4 separate regions of the Mus musculus genome follow, and all the other regions are linked to region 1. The links are chromatin loops, found by intact Hi-C in ENCODE. Cell type or tissue: left cerebral cortex. All regions are shown on one strand.

What was found. A loop is a pair of places that touch in the nucleus more often than their neighbours do. Peaks named below come from ENCODE experiments on the same cell type or tissue, not always from the same donor. Only the 100,000 strongest peaks of a DNase experiment are listed, where the experiment ranks them.
Region 2: it touches region 1 in a loop (2.5-fold over the local background); 11 of 42 quality-filtered maps call a loop at or near these places.
Region 3: it touches region 1 in a loop (4-fold over the local background); 12 of 42 quality-filtered maps call a loop at or near these places.
Region 4: it touches region 1 in a loop (2.6-fold over the local background); 11 of 42 quality-filtered maps call a loop at or near these places.

Annotation. Positions count from the first base shown.
Region 1 is chr15:61,981,456-61,986,455 of GRCm38, forward strand. Myc (myelocytomatosis oncogene) reads left to right here and starts at 3,886. Exons shown (of 3, transcript NM_001177352.1): 1 at 3,886-4,496. In left cerebral cortex, CTCF peaks have their summits at 1,970 (motif pointing right), 3,042 and 4,123; DNase peaks (open chromatin) are centred at 2,033, 2,952, 3,678, 4,075 and 2 more places; H3K4me3 peaks cover 2,920 bases; H3K27ac peaks cover 2,635 bases.
Region 2 is chr15:63,110,088-63,115,087 of GRCm38, forward strand. It overlaps Gm30159 (a long non-coding RNA gene), which reads right to left. Exons shown (of 5, transcript XR_384132.1): 4 at 2,719-3,224; 5 at 378-565. Among named protein-coding and RNA genes, the nearest start is that of Gm30159, 33 kb to the right of the region's middle. In left cerebral cortex, a CTCF peak has its summit at 3,032 (motif pointing left); no DNase peak of the experiment used is centred here.
Region 3 is chr15:61,399,023-61,404,022 of GRCm38, forward strand. No RefSeq gene overlaps it. Among named protein-coding and RNA genes, the nearest start is that of Gm24696, 44 kb to the left of the region's middle. In left cerebral cortex, a CTCF peak has its summit at 1,914; a DNase peak (open chromatin) is centred at 1,901.
Region 4 is chr15:63,003,695-63,008,694 of GRCm38, forward strand. No RefSeq gene overlaps it. Among named protein-coding and RNA genes, the nearest start is that of Gm30113, 52 kb to the left of the region's middle. In left cerebral cortex, a CTCF peak has its summit at 2,949; a DNase peak (open chromatin) is centred at 2,921.

The DNA.
Region 1 (5,000 bases):
GAACATTCCAATCACTACACTTTATTGACAAGATTATAAACTTGTGGCTTTCCTGTCCTTTTTAAAGTATTTTTTAAAATTTATTTTACAATGAAGTGGTACCCTTTCATTTCCTAATATGTAAAATGGGGATGTCCCCTACCTTCCTGTTACTTAAAAGCAACACCCCGGGTGATGTCATCAGGCTGGGGTACAGTACGGGCAAGTCCCCAAACCACAGGCTATTCCGCTACCTGGGTTCCCACACCTACACTGGACCGGCATGATTTGGACGTAAGATCTTAAAATAATCCATAATTACACCTTTTCAAAAAGGACCTTTTGAGGGTCAGCTCTACCCACTGTCATATCTGTTGGTGCTGTCCTGTGTTTAGGGAGAGGCAGAGAGAAAGCGGGTGTGCGCAACCTCTAAGAGAGTAATAGTAAAGAGACAAGCCTAGGAAATCTTCCCCAAGAGGCCTTTTGGGGAAGGCTATCCCCCCTTCCGTGGATGTTGAATACCTTGCCTGTTGCTCAGATGCAGTCAAGCATCTGATGATGCTTGAGGCATGATGCTGAGACCACTGTGTAGGTTGGTACAAATTCCCTTTCTATTATACCCACCCTTATGCAGTTATTTGGGTTTAAATTTTCAACGTTTTAAAAAAAAAAAAAAAAAGTATTGCCGGGCAATAGTGACGCAGGCCTTTAATCCCAGCACTCGAAAGACAGAGGCAGGCAGATCTCTGAGTTTGAGACCAACCTGGATGGTCTAAGGCCTTGAACTCAAGAGATCTATCCACCAGCTTGTATCCCATTTAATTGAGTGATTTGTTTGCTCTCTCTCTCTCCCGCTCCCCCTCTCTCCCCCCTCTCCCTCCCCTTTTTCAGTTCTTTATTTATATTTGAATATTATCTCTCTCTCAGATGTGTACTTGGTGACGGTCTTTTCTACAAAGGATTATCTGTTTCATGACACGCCATTTATTAATCTGCTTGTCCCTGGAGCTTCTGTACAGTAGCGTGACCTGATCCTCTAGCTTCTCCATCCCAGATGATTGGGATTCAAGGCATTCATCACCACGCCTACCTAAAATTCCAACCTTTTAATAAAATGGCTCTCTAAAATATTTTGGCAAAGGAATCTCACTCTTTCTCTTCACTAATATAGTTCAACCACCCAATTCGTAAGCAGTCGGGCTGAGGGTGAGCATCCTTAAGAACATAAAAGCAAAATTTGGAGGCTCAAGATTCAGTTTAGTTGCTAGAGGGCTCACATAGCATGCCCTCCCCACCCGGGATTCCATTCTCATTTATCGAGGCATAAGGCCAGGTGTGGTGGGATATGTGCTGGGATGCATAAGATCTTTTATAAAGAAGAGGAAGAGGAAAAACAGTTATACAAAACTAATAAAACTGTGTGAGTTTCAGGCTAGCAAAGAATAGTCGTGAGAATCTCTCTCAAAAAAAAAACCCCAAAATAATAATAATGATAATAATGATAATAATAATAATAATAATAAAACAAGGCAATAATAAGCTAATGCTCCTGCCTTGCATTCTGACTCCTTTTGCCCAGTAAAATTCAATGCTCTGCTTTGACACGTCCAGCTTACAACACGACAAAGGTGTGAGACATGGGTGCTAAAACTTGTTCTATTGCCTTTCCGTTTCTGTTAGATCTCCTTCACTTGTATACCTGTGACTCATTCATTTTCCCCATCCACAACTAGGGCTCTGTTTTGGGTGACTGTCAGAAAGTAGGGATGGGTTCATCTACTCCCCCTCTTTGCAACTGAATAGCCACCTCTGAACCATTTTTTTCTCTAGTAATTTCTCTTCCTTTGCCTCCTTTGCAGCCTAAAAGAGTCATTTAAAGGATGACCGGAAGCTTGTCTTAGGCAAGGAAGCATCTTCCCAGAACCTGGAAACCCTGCAGCCCTGCCCCCATCCGACCTCCGCCCTCGTTGGCTTCGCAACGCTGTGGTCTCTGTGGCCAGTAGAGGGCACACTTACTTTACTTTCACAAATCCGAGAGCCACAACCCGGGTGGTGGGGGGTGAGGGGGCGGGGAAAGAGTCTCTGCAGCAAAACGCAGACTAGGGATTGGTGGCTCTTGGTGTTTGAGGCAAAATCCTAGAGGCTGTAGTCATTTTGCAATCCTTAAAGCTGAATTGTGCAATGAGCTCGATGAAGGAAGATACTATCATTCAACAGCTGAATCCTAAATTGCAAACTCAGTGGCTAATAACAACTTTGAACAATGAGCACCTTATACACGCTACTGTATTTTCTTTTCTTTCTTTTTTTTTTTTTTTTTTTTTTTTAAACCGGGTAGCAGTGAGAGAGGTTTCTTTAAGTGCCTTGGGGCGAGGAGTCCGGAATAAGAAGACTTCTTTGGGTTTTAAAGTGTAGGATAAGCAAATCCCGAGGGAATATGCATTATATAATAAATCTAGAACCAATGCACAGAGCAAAAGACTCATGTTTCTGGTTGGTTAATAAGCTAGATTATCGTGTATATATAAAGTGTGTATGTATACGTTTGGGGATTGTACAGAATGCACAGCGTAGTATTCAGGAAAAAGGAAACTGGGAAATTAATGTATAAATTAAAATCAGCTTTTAATTAGCTTAACACACACATACGAAGGCAAAAATGTAACGTTACTTTGATCTGATCAGGGCCGACTTTTTTTTTTAAGTGCATAATTACGATTCCAGTAATAAAAGGGGAAAGCTTGGGTTTGTCCTGGGAGGAAGGGGTTAACGGTTTTCTTTATTCTAGGGTCTCTGCAGGCTCCCCAGATCTGGGTTGGCAATTCACTCCTCCCCCTTTCTGGGAAGTCCGGGTTTTCCCCAACCCCCCAATTCATGGCATATTCTCGCGTCTAGCGCCTTGATTTTCCCCACCCCAGCTCCTAAACCAGAGTCTGCTGCAAACTGGCTCCACAGGGGCAAAGAGGATTTGCCTCTTGTGAAAACCGACTGTGGCCCTGGAACTGTGTGGAGGTGTATGGGGTGTAGACCGGCAGAGACTCCTCCCGGAGGAGCCGGGTAGAGCGCACCCGCCGCCACTTTACTGGACTGCGCAGGGAGACCTACAGGGGAAAGAGCCGCCTCCACACCACCCGCCGGGTGGAAGTCCGAACCGGAGGTGCTGGAGTGTGTGTGTGGGGGGGGGGGGGAATCTGCCTTTTGGCAGCAAATTGGGGGGGGGGGTCGTTCTGGAAAGAATGTGCCCAGTCAACATAACTGTACGACCAAAGGCAAAATACACAATGCCTTCCCCGCGAGATGGAGTGGCTGTTTATCCCTAAGTGGCTCTCCAAGTATACGTGGCAGTGAGTTGCTGAGCAATTTTAATAAAATTCCAGACATCGTTTTTCCTGCATAGACCTCATCTGCGGTTGATCACCCTCTATCACTCCACACACTGAGCGGGGGCTCCTAGATAACTCATTCGTTCGTCCTTCCCCCTTTCTAAATTCTGTTTTCCCCAGCCTTAGAGAGACGCCTGGCCGCCCGGGACGTGCGTGACGCGGTCCAGGGTACATGGCGTATTGTGTGGAGCGAGGCAGCTGTTCCACCTGCGGTGACTGATATACGCAGGGCAAGAACACAGTTCAGCCGAGCGCTGCGCCCGAACAACCGTACAGAAAGGGAAAGGACTAGCGCGCGAGCAAGAGAAAATGGTCGGGCGCGCAGTTAATTCATGCTGCGCTATTACTGTTTACACCCCGGAGCCGGAGTACTGGGCTGCGGGGCTGAGGCTCCTCCTCCTCTTTCCCCGGCTCCCCACTAGCCCCCCTCCCGAGTTCCCAAAGCAGAGGGCGGGGAAGCGAGAGGAGGAAAAAAAAATAGAGAGAGGTGGGGAAGGGAGAAAGAGAGATTCTCTGGCTAATCCCCGCCCACCCGCCCTTTATATTCCGGGGGTCTGCGCGGCCGAGGACCCCTGGGCTGCGCTGCTCTCAGCTGCCGGGTCCGACTCGCCTCACTCAGCTCCCCTCCTGCCTCCTGAAGGGCAGGGCTTCGCCGACGCTTGGCGGGAAAAAGAAGGGAGGGGAGGGATCCTGAGTCGCAGTATAAAAGAAGCTTTTCGGGCGTTTTTTTCTGACTCGCTGTAGTAATTCCAGCGAGAGACAGAGGGAGTGAGCGGACGGTTGGAAGAGCCGTGTGTGCAGAGCCGCGCTCCGGGGCGACCTAAGAAGGCAGCTCTGGAGTGAGAGGGGCTTTGCCTCCGAGCCTGCCGCCCACTCTCCCCAACCCTGCGACTGACCCAACATCAGCGGCCGCAACCCTCGCCGCCGCTGGGAAACTTTGCCCATTGCAGCGGGCAGACACTTCTCACTGGAACTTACAATCTGCGAGCCAGGACAGGACTCCCCAGGCTCCGGGGAGGGAATTTTTGTCTATTTGGGGACAGTGTTCTCTGCCTCTGCCCGCGATCAGCTCTCCTGAAAAGAGCTCCTCGAGCTGTTTGAAGGCTGGATTTCCTTTGGGCGTTGGAAACCCCGGTAAGCACAGATCTGGTGGTCTTTCCCTGTGTTCTTTCTGCGTCTTGAATGTAGCGGCCGGTTAGGACAGTCTTTCTTCCATTCCTGTGCTTTTGACACTTTTCTCAAGAGTAGTTGGGGTAGGCTGGGGTAGATCTGAGTCGGGGTAGAGCGACTTGTCAAGATGACAGAGGAAAGGGGAAGGGAAAAACCGGGATGCATTTTGAAGCGGGGTTCCCGAGGTTACTATGGGCTGACGCTGACCCGGCCGGTTGGACATTCTTGCTTTGCTACATTAATTGATATGTGTCCTTTGAGGGGTCAAACCGGGAGGTCGCTTCGTGGTGGCCAAAGAAAGCCCTTGGAATCCTGAGGTCTTTGGAGAAGGGATTACCTTTTGCGTTTGGGAGCGAGAAGGCTCCGTAGCTTCTGACTTACCAGTCTCTGAGAGGGCATTTAAATTTCAGCTTGGTGCATTTCTGACAGCCTGGGACCGACACGGAGGTGCGTCCCGCCCGCCAATCC
Region 2 (5,000 bases), 1.1 Mb after region 1:
AGGAGGACAATCTCAGGCTTCCACATACACATCTTTCCTCATAGACACACAATTTGGTACAAGACAATCTCAGGCTTCCACATACACATCTGCCTTCCTAGACACACAATTTGGTACAAAAACATGCTCATAAAGGGGGGGGGGGAGGGAGGGAGGGAGGGAGAAGGAGGGAGAAGATGAATAAATGTGCAAATGTCTTTTATGATATGTGATTTGTAAATAAGTCTTTTTAACTACCAATGTTTTTCTTGCTTCTTCTCTCTCTTACCCTTACCTTCCCCTTATTTATATTTTGTCTCTTTTTCTCTTTTCCCCTATGACCAGCATAAAAAGCCTATAAACCCTTTAATGAAAGAAGGAATGAACACAAGCATGTTATATGTGATAACACCATTGAGGCTTTATTTAGAATGAATATTAAAGTAGATACTAAAGAGATCATTCAGTTAGGATGGGCAACAGAGACATGAACCTGACCATTCTTCTTATCAACATTTTCCACGGTGAGAACCTTCTGTTTCTTTCCATCTACTTGCTAGGCAAGCTGTTCAAATTATTCCATTGCCTACAAGGCAAATGAAGACAACACAAGTTACATAGCCGTGATGTCAACAAAAAGATCCCATACTTTGACATATAAACACAGAAATCTTCTCTTCCTTCCTCTTCATCCACTAAGGGATTTCAAGTGGCTTTTTATGATCAAGCATTTCAAACATTTTTTTTTTCCTCTGCTCATTGGTTTGTAGCTGCAGCTTTCTTTTCTTTTCATCTCTTTGGTAATTTGTGCATGTTTTTATAAAACATATTTCCTTGGAAAGTATTTCAAGAAAAAAGTAGGAACTTTAGTCCTTTTTGGCAGACTGTAGATGATGTTCTTAGACCTCCAGACTGAAGATGGGGGCACTGCCACCAAGAGAGATGGCATCAGGCCTGGCTCGCTGGTTTCCTGGTGTGAGGCTGGCATTGCTCATGTGCATTTCTCTTCTGTTTGTCAGTAAAATAGGAAATGCCAAAAAGGAGGAGGTCTGATAGGTAAGTCAGAATCTTAGAAGGAAAGACCACTGTGGACTCCTTGTTACACTGGGACTAAAATATTAAAGAGTTTCTGGACAACTGTCAACAGACCCACAAGTACAAGCTAAATTTAGGCCACAGAGGATGGGCTAAGAACAGGGAGTCTGATCCCAAACTGGTTTCAAAACTCAGTTAATGATGATTAATATACATGTGTGTTGGCATGTAGATTGCCCAAAACTGTGGCACCTTAGCATCTTCAATAGCTACTTGAACAGCAACCTGAAAAAAGACATTGGAAGCAAGATCTTTCTAAACTTCTGTCCTTTCTCTCTATCCCTTTCCCCAAGATACTCCCTAAAAAGCTGGAGCCCCTTTCCTTTACAAAAAGTGAAAAAGTATTATTCAAATCTTCCCTTGACTTCCTGTGTAAGGACTGACCAGAAGGATATTCTCTAACACATTCTTGTGTGAAGAAAAGTCATAGATGTGATCCCAAAAGTGTCCTGTCATTTTTGATGAAAAACTAAGACTTATATAGAAGAATCAATAAGAATCTGAACAGTCTGGTAATGCTGAGTTTCTTTCCTAAGTCTGTTACTAATTTTCCTGCCTGATCATTGTGGGAAGCCGCAAACGCCATTACAAGATGGTGCTGGCTACCACTGGCCACCGCCCATGATTATGGGTAAACAACCAATGTGCGCATGTGCATAAGGGTTTTTTTTTGCCAAGTCACTGCCTGGCCCGACGCATATTAATGAGGTACTGGTAGCATAACCAATCAGGTATGGACACGTCACTCCTAGGCCTATATAAGCAGCACCATTTCTGGGCTCAGGGTCTTTCGCCGATGCAGTCAATGCTCTCCCAATAAACGTGTGCAGAAGGATCCTATTGTGGCGTCGTTCTTGCTGGCGAGTCTGGCGCGCGCAAGAGATCATGTGTCTATTTGGCTGTCTGCCTTACATGTGACCTAAGTGCAAAGGAGGAAAGTATTTTCGAATCGTTGAGTCTTCATCCTAAAGCCTCCTCCATCATATAAAATTCCAATTGACCATGTTATTTTTATTTATTTATTTTTACTTCCAGTGATTGTGTCTTTGTTCACATTTTGGTTCCAGTCATCCAGGAATCAAAGACTCCTTGTCTCTTGCTTACAAAATTGTTCTTCATGACCTGAAAGTGCTAATGTAGCAGAATCAACATGGTGGGGTTATGAAAGACCTTAAACAAATTTGCACATGCAAAACATTTAGAAAATTTCTTGCCACTCAATGCTATCTAAGTGTCACCTATAATAGTAGCATTTCTATTAATATCATCCAGAGTCATATGGGTAAAAGAAGATAAGATTAAGAGAAATGTGCAGGAAGGATTTGAAATGTTAGTTGGTATGCTACCATCCTTTTTTCACTCTATCTTATTCCCATGACTAACACTTTGATACTAAAAGTACGGAGTCACATAGGTAAGTTAGTGTTTCCTAGTATTGTTTTTTACCAAGTACACTCACCTGTCCTCAACAACAAAACAAAACAACAACAAAAAACCAACAACAACAACAAAAAAACCCACAAAAAAAAAATGTGTGCCCAGAGAAATACTGTGATTAGTCTCTGTAATATGAATGTTCTACATTTGAATTTCTTACTTCTTTTAGTCTTTAGAATAAGTCTGTGAAGGAGGCAATATTCTCACCTCTCCATAGAGAATGACTCTGGCCATACGGAAAGACTTTGTCCAAGTGTATTCAGCTGTCCAAAGCAGAAATGAAATGTCATCTTTGTTCTCTTATACGAACTTCAGAGCTTTCTTATCAGAGAGCTTTTCTCTCTCTGATACATCACACACTATAGACGATCCTTATGGTCCAGCTCCTTGGATGACATTGAGAGGTAGAAATAGACCATCCATCAGTGGGTTCAATGTCCAGTTCCAGTTATGAAATTTAGATCCCGAATCCTTGGCTACTTTTTTCCCATCCTCCACAAGCTCTGAGAACTGCTTCCATAGAGCTCCATCTAGTGCCCTAGGGCAGGGTGAGGCACAGGGGTGAGGGAAAACAAAGGTCAGGATTCCCTAGATAATCCAAGGATTAATGGAAATACTGGATGACTTGGGCAGCCTCAGCAGGAAAAAGGCATGACTCTCCTTTCAGGATGACTCTAATTTGTTTCCTGAAACCTGAAAGAAACAACTTTGGACTCAAAACATAGATTGATAAAGATTATTTTGACTACTCGAATTGATAATCAATCATTTCTCACTGAATTGTTTTTGTTCATGCTGTGCATTTCGTTATTCTGGAACAGTGTTCATATCTTAAAGTTTTCGTCCTTGGAGAGTCTTTAACCTTCAGACTCTTTCCAGTAGTGCCCCTCTGTGCTCATAGACACCCCATTGTCTTGATCATTACACGTAACTATTGATATTGGAGGAGACTAAGTATTGTAAGCTTCCAGATATAGATATAATTCTTCTTATTACACAGATGTTAAAAATGAAACCCAGAGAATTGATAGTCTTCAAAGTCTTGTGTCATAATATTGGTGTGAGAGAAATGAGAGGACTCGAAGGCAGAAAGGTCCTTGTTTCCTTGTTTGCTCTGTTAAGACTTTTTTTTTTAAGGCGAACAAAGAATGAGGCTAAGTCACAGCTATGCTGTTATATCAACAACCAACCAGGAAATGTGTTTCTTCTGATTCTAACTCAATAGCTATTCTTTGGGCAAAATCTATCACTGCCTTCACACATTTGATCTCAATCAATAGGTATCCCATTATATAGATTAGTTGTTTTATAGCTTCTTATAGAAATATATGTTAGAAAATATATATTAAAGGTATATGATCATATGAATATATAGGAAAAATAAAATATTAATAAATGGAACCCAATACAGAATAAAAATAATTACATAGCTTGGCCAAATAAGATTTATCTAAACTATATAAATTAGCTTGAAATCTCAAAAGCAAATAATGAAAACATGCAGCTATAAAGAGCAGTCCTGTGATCAGAGCTGAGAAAGCAGAAACATTTGGCAAATATCAATACTCATTCAAAACAAAATCTCAGAAACCTAAAAGCAGGATTCATTTCCAACTTAATAGAAAAAAATCTACCTTTAAAATACTTTTTAATGATTTCATTGAGAACTTCATAAAATGTATTCTGAACCTTAACTGCTACCATATCAACCTTTGTTATTTTCCCTTACCTCTGGACATACCCAACTCATACATTTGAGTGTTTTTCCTACCCACCTATATTGTGTCTGTTTTGTATTACCTAGTTAAGACTTAACAGTGAGGCTCTTCCCCAGAGTATGGTCCAGCAATCGGGGTCACATAATTAAAGAAAGCCTACTTTCCTTCTACCAGCAACTATCAAATGCCAACAGGTCCCCAGCTACTGGTGAGATTTTATTTCTGCCTCCCTCTCTCCAGGCTTGAATTTTGTCTGCATTAAGATTGTACAAATGTGTGCATGCTGTCACAAGTTCATAGATGGGATTGACCTGCCACCCCCAACAAAATCTACTGCCATAGTTAATAGGAGAAAGTTAGACTCATCTCCTTAAGTTTGAGAACAAAACAGAGTATCCCTTCTCATTCCCCCTCAACATGGTATTAGAAGTCCTTAAAAATGCAGATAAGAAAGGGGGAGCGAGGGAGGGAGGGAGGGAGGGAGGGAGGGAGGGGAGAGGGAAAAACGGAGAAGGATATTCTCTCTCTCTCTCTCTCTCTCTCTCTCTCTCTCTCTCACACACACACACACACACACACACACACACAGAGGGGGTTATTTTAACATAAAGAAGCAAAACTATCCTTGTTTGCAAGTGACATTACAAGATTGTAAGATAAAAGGCTAATGCAAACAGTCAATTTCATTTTTCTTCATTAACAATGAATTCACAAGTTTCAGATTAAAAACACACTTTAATTTTATATTTGCATCTACATCAAGGAGATACT
Region 3 (5,000 bases), 580 kb before region 1:
CCTGGCTTGTGTCTCCTAAAAGGGGAAACTACTGCAAGGTCTCTGAAAGGAAGGAAAGGGGACCTTTTTAATTAGCTTTCTCTTTTGAATGACGCCATCACAGATCTGATTCATTTCCATGAATTGAAAAAAACGAAGCAGGGTAGGTGGTACACACTCCAGAAGAAATGAATGAGAGCTGTCAGGAAAGAGAACAGGTTAGAGGAAGGCTACAGCTGGAGAAAACAGGCATGTGGTACTGGCTATTCATTACAACCCTGGGCCAGTTGGCAGACGATGTGGACATTTGAATTGAAATTGAAGGAGGGAAAGGGCCTGTTTATAAGTTTGGTAACTGGAGAAGGGTGACATGTAATTCCTATCTTCAGTCATTTGGAATGTTCTCCTTGGCATTTCTGGAAACTTTTTATGAGTAGGTCTTCCCATAGTTCTGCTTTAATTTGGGTTGATTTATATATATATATATATATATATATATATATATATATATATATATATATATATGTACGGAGAGATGGAGTGGCCCAAAATGGCTTCACAATTACTATGCATTAGAGGCTGGTCTGGACTCCTGATATTCCTGCCTCTTACTCCTAAATGTTCAGAGTATAAGTATGTACAACCATGCCCTTGCAGTTATAAAACTTATTTCTGACTCAGATACTATGTAGAAGGATGGTATTGATGACTGGTACCATAGTATTGATGAGAGTTGGAGGCATGCTACATGTGAGTGCCCACAGAGGCCAGAAGACTATACTAAGTCATGGAAGCTAGAAGCATAAGTGATTGTAAACCATTAGGCATGAATGCTAGGAATGAAACTGGTCCTCTATAAAAGCAGCAAGGGCTGATAACTGCTAAACCACCTGTGCAGCCTCATTTCTGGTATCTTAAAAACTTCTGCCCTTTGTGTCCCATGATTCCTCCAAAAGAATTCTATGATTGACAAGTATTTTTGGTTTTATAGTCTCTAAATGAAAATGTCTACTTCCCAAATGGCTTCTTATCTACCAAGTCTTGCTTCTTCAGTCCATCCTCACTTTGTGGCCAGAATGTTTTCCTGCTGACGTATACTTGTCCTTGGTCAGTTTTGAGATGAAAGCTCACTTATCTTAGACCTTGAATTTGTTCTGTAGTCCAGAAGTCTTATCCTCCTCCCTCCACCACCCAAGTGCTGGAACTACAGACTCACACCACCGTGCCTAATCTATGTAGTTCTGGAAAGCAGGACCCACAGATTCATACACACTAGACAAGTGCTTTAGCCAAAGAAGTATACACCCAACCCAAGCTTGTTCTTGAATACTTAATTGTTAAAAGACAAAAATCTCAATAGCTACCCCATTGCTCATAATATAAACAATATTTCTTAGAAACACCCTTCTGGATAGGTTGCCAACCTACCAATCTCTTTAAGTTCATTTACAAGACCCAGAATGTAGCTAGAAGCAAAGAAAAGAAGAGAGGAAAGGCAGGTTTCCATAATGATCCTATTTTCATAAGTAAAAGAAAATTAAATAAGAGTCACTGGGAAGTAATGAGTCACTGGATTTTGATCTGGAAAAATTGACTCTAATTCCAGGCTCAGTCACTAGACGATACCTCACAAAGGTCATTAATTTATCATGAGCCTCAGTTTCCCTAAACTTATCAGAGTTCATTGTTAGTTTCAAAGTGTCGATTAAATATTCTGCAGAGCTTTGCATTCATTGATTTTTGCTGACATTTATTTTATTCTAGCTATAGTTAACCCAAGTCTGGCAGCAGGGAAACCAATTCTCATGGAAGTAGTTGGTGTTTCCATATATTATTAGCTTTGTTGTCAGCTTGCTTCTTGCTGTTTTTAATCCTAACACCTTCCTTCCTTTACTTGGAAGATGACTGCACTCTCTGGGTCAATAGGTGTCACTGTTGAGCAATACAAATGTGTCTCCATCACCCCATAATGTTGGTATTAAAATGTTGGTTGGTCACAGGTATAGCCACTGGTCAGTGTTGATATCACAAAGTAAGTTAATTCTATAATCACTATACTACTTGCCTTAAAATTCTTACAAGACCTCTCTCTCTTTCTCTTTGTCTCTCTCTCTCTCTCTCTCTCTCTCTCACACACACACACTCACACGCACACGCACACGCGCGCACACACATACACACACACACACACGCGCGCGCGCGCGCATGCACCTTTTAAAAAAACGTTTAAATATTAGATATAAAAGAATCCAGATGATGTACAAAAAGGAAGTAAATAGGAGGAAGAAGTGATCACCTTTTCCATTTGCAGGAAATGTCTGGCAAAGTTGCAGGAAGACATTATTTGAGGGAGGAAGCTTATTGCTTGAATAAGAAAATGTAAGCCATGTACCTGCACACCCACCAACCAGCTGCTGCTATTATAATTGACTCAAGATAGAGGTGTCACCATAACAAATTGGTACAGAAATAGAAGATATTGTGGACAATCAAAAAGTTCTCATTTCTAGCTTAGGCCACAGATCTCTGAGAACTCCCTGGTTACTCAAGAAGAATGGAATACATGAAGGTAGTCTATTTATACTTTCTTATTTATAAATCAATATAGTCTGAAAGTCATGAATTACATGGGCTAGAACATGATAGATGGAATGTGATTAGGCAGAATGGGCTGGGATGATTGGGATCAGATGGAATAGAGTAGCATAGGATGGGACGGGATGAGATAAGTGAGGATGGAATGGCCTTGGATGGGTTAAGACATAGTGTGGAGTATACTATAGGATGAAAAGAGAGTGAATGAAATGGACTTTACTTAGAGACACACAGATTGTTGGGTAAAAATTGTGAAATTGAATGTAAAATTCAATAGAATTAAAAGAATCTTACTAAGTGTTTTGAGATGTAGAGAGCTGGTATGTTAAATTGGGATGAAAGTAGTTAATGGACTCAGGAAATTGTCAGCTTATTTCCAGCTTAGACGATTGGGCATCTAGGGATATAAAAGCCTGGTGCCTTTCTTGAGTTATTCTTTAAATTTCACATAGGTAGTGACTTACCTTAGGATTATGGCCAGGAAAAGACATCCTGTTTTAACAATTGTTACCATTAATGTTAAACATTTTGAAAGTATCATTTCATTTAATCATCACATAATTTGAATGTTGTGGTATTCCGATACTCATTTAATACACATGAAAATCGAAGCAGTAAGGTTAAGCTGTCCAAGATCACATAGTGGAAGCTGGCGATTAATGGTCAAAATGTAAAAATACAAATTTCAGCTTGAATTCCTAATCATGTAGTGTTTCACACCATGCCAAGTGCCCTTAACCCATTACACTTCCAGAAGAAATATTATGGTTTGTATAAGTAAAAAACCCTGTAAACAGACCCTGGTCTGAAGTAGATATAAGAAAATGTAGCACGGTTCCCAAGCTCTTCTGTCAAGCTAAACTAAACCAAAATCATTCACCCTCTTCTGCCAAAACTAGGTTTCAAACTTCTAGGTTTCACCTTCTTCAAAACTAGGCTTGAACACATTAGCCGTTCCTCACCTCTAATATCCATTTGCACAACAGGTATTGCTTAGAGGACTCCAGAAAATGTGAAGAATCCCATCATTCAAATGTTTTAAGGATGCGTTTTTCTTGCCTAAGGTTTCTTTTTTTTTTTTTTTTTTTTTTTTTTTCCATCAGGCCGTTCTAACTAGAGGCCAGATTTGAATTTTTTTTTCCATTTTTTATTAGGTATTTAACTCATTTACATTTCCAATGCTATACCAAAAGTCCCCCATATCCACTCACCCCCCTGCCCACCCACTCCCCCTTTTTGGCCCTGGTGTTCCCCTGTACTGGGGCATATAAAGTTTGCAAGTCCAATGGGCCTCTCTTCCCAGTGATGGCCGACTAGGCCATCTTTTGATATATATGCAGCTAGAGTCAAGAGCTCCGGGGTACTGGTTAGTTCATAATGTTGTTCCACCTATAGGGTTGCAGATCCCTTTAGCTCCTTGGGTACTTTCTCTAGCTCCTCCATTGGGGGCCCTATGATCCATCCATTACCTGACTGTGAGCATCCACTTCTGTGTTTGCTATTGCCTAAGGTTTCTAAGTTAATCAATTCAGCTACCCCCAACAGACTCTCAACAAATGAGGGAAGAAGACACTTCAAGAAGGGATATGGAATATTGAATAGGAAACTATACACATCCCTCTTATTGAAGTCCTGCTGTATCTTTTGCTGAAAATGTCCAGTGAGGATATTATAGTTACCCTTGCAAGGGATGACTACTTAAGAGGCAGTATAACTGAGAGGAAGTACTGTGTTCAAATCCTGACTCTATCATTCAATAGATTTGTCTCCTTGTGTGAACTTCTATGGTTCTTTGAAGCTTAATTTATTCATTGACTAAATGGAGGTAAAAGGTTTGTCTAAACATATTAATATATATGAAACACTTAGAACCCAGCTTGATACAGACTGAGAATTAAATGCCAGCTATTATTGTTATCCCAGCTCTGTGTAACGGGTTCATTCAATGCTGTTTTTGTGCTTTACATAGCATACTATATACTCTTTTTCAAAATGGACTGTCATCTTTAGGACATTTTAAAGTAGAGAAAACATTAGTAGAAAATATAGAATGAATATATATATATATATATATATATATATATATATCCCTCGCAAATGCCTAGAATTGTCCATTATCAACATTCCTTACCAAATCAATATATTTGCTAAAAGTTATGAAGTTATATTGACAAGTCATTATCCTTCATAATTTTCATTATAGTTCACTCTTAATATTGGGCCTTCTGTGGGTTTGAACAAATCTATGACACATATCCACATTAATGGTATCAAAAACTATTTGCACTAAAAAAATCCTCTGCCTTCAATCTATTGATGCCAACCATATTACCTGCTCCCCAACCCTTGGAAAGTATCAATCTTTTCACTGTCTTCATAGTTTGATTGAAAGCCCTATGGTTGGAGTCATATGGAATATAATTTTT
Region 4 (5,000 bases), 1.0 Mb after region 1:
CCTCCTTCTTGCTAGTCCTACTTTCTATAGCTGAAGGGATTTCCAGAAACTTTGAAGGACTCATGGCTTATTGTCTCATTCATTTTTCTCTGCATCTAAGAGGCAGATATTAACAAGGAGGAAATTAATAATTAACGGAATATATCAGAAATGGAAACCTACCATCCATGCACAGGAATAAGCATAAACTCAGAAAAACACTGGAAGCACCTGGAGTTCAAGGTCTTTAGCACAAAGAAGAGTTTGCTACAATGAAAGCAAATTGGAACAAATCTCAGCAACCAGAAAGCATCCTGTAAGCTCATCTGAAGACACTATATTGTCTCTAGAGATATTAAAGTCTGAATAAGGGAAAAGAGGATACAGAAAGGATGAATACCATCCATCAAGCAAAGCCACGTACACTAAGGAAGACTAAGAAAACTACGAGAAAAGACGCAGAGAAGACATTTGGCAAACTAATGCTTGCGGACATCCAAAGTTTGGTAAGGGGGAAAAAAATCACTTAAATATAAAGCTCCAAGTTCAGCAAATTCCAAAAAGAATGAATGGAGAGACACACACTGAGATATGCAACTTAGCTGTCAAGAGCCAAATTGAGCTCTTAGAACCCAGTGAGGGCAGGGATTCATCATAAACAAGGGCTCTTTAACAAGGTCATCAGCCGAGTTCTCATCAGAAACATGGGAGACTAGAAGGCAATGGTCTGATACATGAAAAGTGCTAAAAAAGAAACTATCCACACCAAGAACACTATATTTAGCAAAACTGTCCTTCAAAAATGAGAAAGACTTTGAAGATACTCCAAGGGGTAAAAGCTGAGGTATTTCACTGCTACTAGACATGTCCAGAGTATAATAGGCAAAGGCATCCTGTAGGTTCAACTACCAGAAAGTGGGTAGTAACTCACAAGCTCACATCAGGATGAAGAAATAAAATTCCCACTGAAGGAGGATGTAGTTTTATAATATTAACAAGTAAAAGGCCCTGTCTCATAAAAACGAACAAACAAATAAGTGAAAGGCATGGGAACAAAGTAATTATATAGTGTGGTGATTATCATGGAAATTAGGCCAATACATGTTTAAGTTAAAATGTTAGAAATTTCAGGTTTTTAAATACAATCTTCACACTTGCACCAAGAAGGAAGTTAAAGATATATGCAAAAGAGAATGAGAAAAGACTCCAGCCATGTCTTTGCAAAAACATCAGATTAAAACAAAGACAGTGATGTGGAGCATCATGAAGGCACAGGAAGGTTCCTTGTCTACAGAGGGCTGCTTTCCCTTCCAGGCTGCAGCCACACTGTTGAGTATTCTAGGGAAGGCTAATGCTGTATCCTTAAATGGCAGCTCTAAAGTTCCATCTACAAACACTGTAACAGCAGCAATTATGTTTTAACATATCATTTTAGCATTTATTCATATCATGGCAGCTTCTGAGAAAATTCATTTGCATTAGGAAGACAGGCTTATTTGTTTTGGTTTATGTGTATGCCTGCATATATGTCTGTGGACACATGTGAGCTTGGTGCCAGTGGAGACCAGAAGGCGGCATCAGATTCCCTGGAACTGGAATTCTAGGTGGTTTTGGGTGCTGAAACAGAAGGAAGAGGACAGGGGTCCTCTGTGACAGAAGCTTCATTTATTCTAATTGTCATGTAAAGGGTTTGAATGTGTATACTTTTGTGGTCTATACTGATGCCTTGTCATCTACCCTCACATGAACTATATCAACTTACAACTATACATTTCTACTTTATACCTCAGTGTCCTGGCCACCTTTTCTCCTCTATTCAGAAAGCAATAAAGTGAGGAAAGAAAATCAGTGTATAGTATCCCCACATGAATCCAGAGCTCAGTATTGCTGACAGAGGCCTTTTGTCCATTGGAAGTCCCTTCATAGCAAGCTTAGCCTACACCTCTTTAAGTATATGATGGAGAGAATAACAGTACCTATATCAGGAACTGTGAGTTGTCAGGGCTAGTATAGGTAGAATGAGACTGTCAACTAGCATAAAGTGCTGTGGTACCCAAACCCTTGCTAGTTCCTATTCTATTAATCTCAGTCTGAAGGATGGTGTTAGCCAAGAAATACATAGGACATGAAGTGGTGTTGGTTTTGAGGCCATGTCTTCTGGGTGCTTCCTCCACTCCTGGGCCATGTGAGAACAGAGATGATAGGTTATTGATGTTTTCCAATATGAATGAATATTCGCAGATATAGTAGCTTATTGTAAAGTTGTCCTAATTCAGACCACCATTCCTAATGATTCCAGTAATTTAGATATGTTAACTCTATAGTACATATACATGGGCCTCAAGTTTGCCTTAGGGACATATTGGGTCTTTTGAAAGTTTTTTTGTTTTTGTTGTTGTTGTTTCGGGTTTTTTGTTGTTGTTGTTGTTGTTGCTGTTGTTGTTGTTTTGGGGTTTGGTTTTTTGGTTTTGTTTTTTTTTTTTTTTGTTTTTTGTTTTTTTTTTGGGGGGGGGGTTTGTTTGTTTGTTTTGTTTTGTTTTGTTTTTCGAGACAGGGTTTCTCTGTGTAGCCCTGGCTGGCTGTCCTGGAACTCACTCTGTAGACCAGGCTGGCCTCGAACTCAGAGATCCGCGGCCTGCCTCGGCCTCCCGAGTGCTGGGATTAAAGGCGTGTGCCACCACACCCGGCGTTTTGCTTTTGTTTTTGTTTTTTTGTTTTTTAAAGTGAGAAGAAACTCCAGACTTACTTTCTAAAACAGTAACATTACTAAAAGCAAGGGCCTCAGTACAGCGATAACAAACACAAATCACCTACTTTGCCAAGAGCTTAAAAGGTCTGGCCTTATTTAATTTTCAAGGCAATCACGGGACTTCACAGAGCTTAGGTAGCAGAGCTAAGGCTTGGATGTTTAGGGGTGCTGGTCTAGAATCAAGGCCAACCCAACCTACACTTATGTCTGTGTTATGCTGCCTCCTCATGGTAAGAGTTTGTTGTAGGACAACAGCAGATACTTCAGACTGAACCCTCCAAGTCCTCCTTTAGCCTTTGACCTAGAAATCCTGCAAGAAAAGCACCTTCTGCCACTGTCAAACGGGAACAGCTCCATCTTGCATAGATGTGGGTGTGCCATGCAGTAGAAGCCAGATAAACCAAGCGGGGGGAGGGAGGGAGGGCGGGGGAACAGGGGGCGCGGGGGGTGGGGAGTATCTTTCTCAGGTCACTGAACTGATATAGGTGACATTAATCTGGAACTGTGAGCCATATACTTGTGACCTGATATGAACGGCAAATGACCTGTTAAAAAGCTCTAACCTATTTCCAGAGCATGACTTTCCACCCGGGGAATCTGTGCCATGCTCAGCAGTGGCAGGAATGGTGTGCTGAATTCCGACACAAGCCTGAACTCAAGCCCAGTTAAGCCGCACTGAGTATTTACCTCGGAAGATCTTAACGGGATCCAGAAAATTCATGGAAAGCCCTCATAGGAGAAGATCTGGCACTCCGTATTCCACTCTGTCTTCAATTTCAAGGTGACAAGCACATTCCGGTGCTCAAATTTCAGGGTAGTAGGAACATTAAAACTGACTTAGGAAAGCCTCCTGTAGAAGCTACAAGCATGGGAAGATGGTTGCTAAGGGCACCGGTAGGAGGTTTGCTTTTCCAATTCAGAAGTTTATAAAGTATTGTTCATTACTTTCCTTTGGTAGGCAGCACAAAGTGATGCTGAAAGGCATTATCACGTGGTCATGTGAACTCAGTACTAGAACCTGTTTGTTGGTGACCCAACCCTCATTCCTAATGCTTGTTTCCCTTGACTATTTAGAAATAGATGTTCACATGATACTTTTGTTTAAAGAAACACAACCAGACTTGTTCTTACTGGGTTTATAGAAAGATTTACACTACAGGAAAAGAAATGTTAGCTTTTAGCTCCCCTCTTTCAACATATTCAAACCTGATTTTCATTGTTGACTGAAACATCGGTGTGAGCTCAGTTACCCAGCCATCCTAGGACCATGAGTAAATACATTAATATGAAAAAAAAAGAGTGAAGAATTGACACAAGTTTAGTTCTAAAGAAATGACAATTATTTGTATTTTAAATAATTTTCATTAATAAATGCTTTATCTTCATTTTTATGAACATGATGATAAGACTTAAATAATAAAGTATAATTTCCTTCTGAATCTCACACTCTATGACCAGGATTCTTTTTTTTTTTAAAGTTTTTAATTAGATATTTTATTTATTTACATTTCAAATGTTATCCCTTTTCCTGGTTTCCCCTCCAGAAGCCCTCTAACCCATCCCCTTCCCCCTGCTTCTCTGAGGGTGCTTCCACCTCCCTGTCCTGGCGTTCTCCTACACTGGAGCATGGAGCCTTCACAGGACCAAGAACCTCTCCTCTCATTGACTTCCGACAAGGCCATCCTCTGCTACATATTCGGCTAGAGCCATGAGTAGCTCCATGTGTACTCTTTCATTGGTGGTTTAGTCCCTGGGAGCTCTGAGGGGTCTGGTTGATTGATATTGTTGTTTCTCCTATGGGGTTGCAAACCCCTACAGCTCCTTCAGTCCGTTTTCTAACTCCTCCCTCGGGGACCCTGTGTTCAGTCCAATGGTTAGCTACGAGCATTCATCTCTGTATTTGTCTCAAAATATTTTCTGTTCCTACTCTTAAAAAGAGTTCTTCCTTGGATTCATACCTAGTTGAATGTTCTTATTTAATACTGATGTATAAGAGCTGATAATAGTTTTTAACATGGTGAAAAGTTTTAAAATACTAATCACTTTAACATTAAGAAATAACATTATAGGTAAAAACGTGACACTCTGGAGTCTCAATTCAAGTTGGCTTACCTATATACTACACAGTTGGCATATAATTTGAGGGAGCAATGTAAATATCTAAAGAAGAATTCACAGTTGAATGGTGAGAATTTAGCCTTGAGCACATGTTTATAATTATGATTTTAAGTGCAGGATTATCCTATTTGATTAAAGCTCTTAGTAGGAAGTT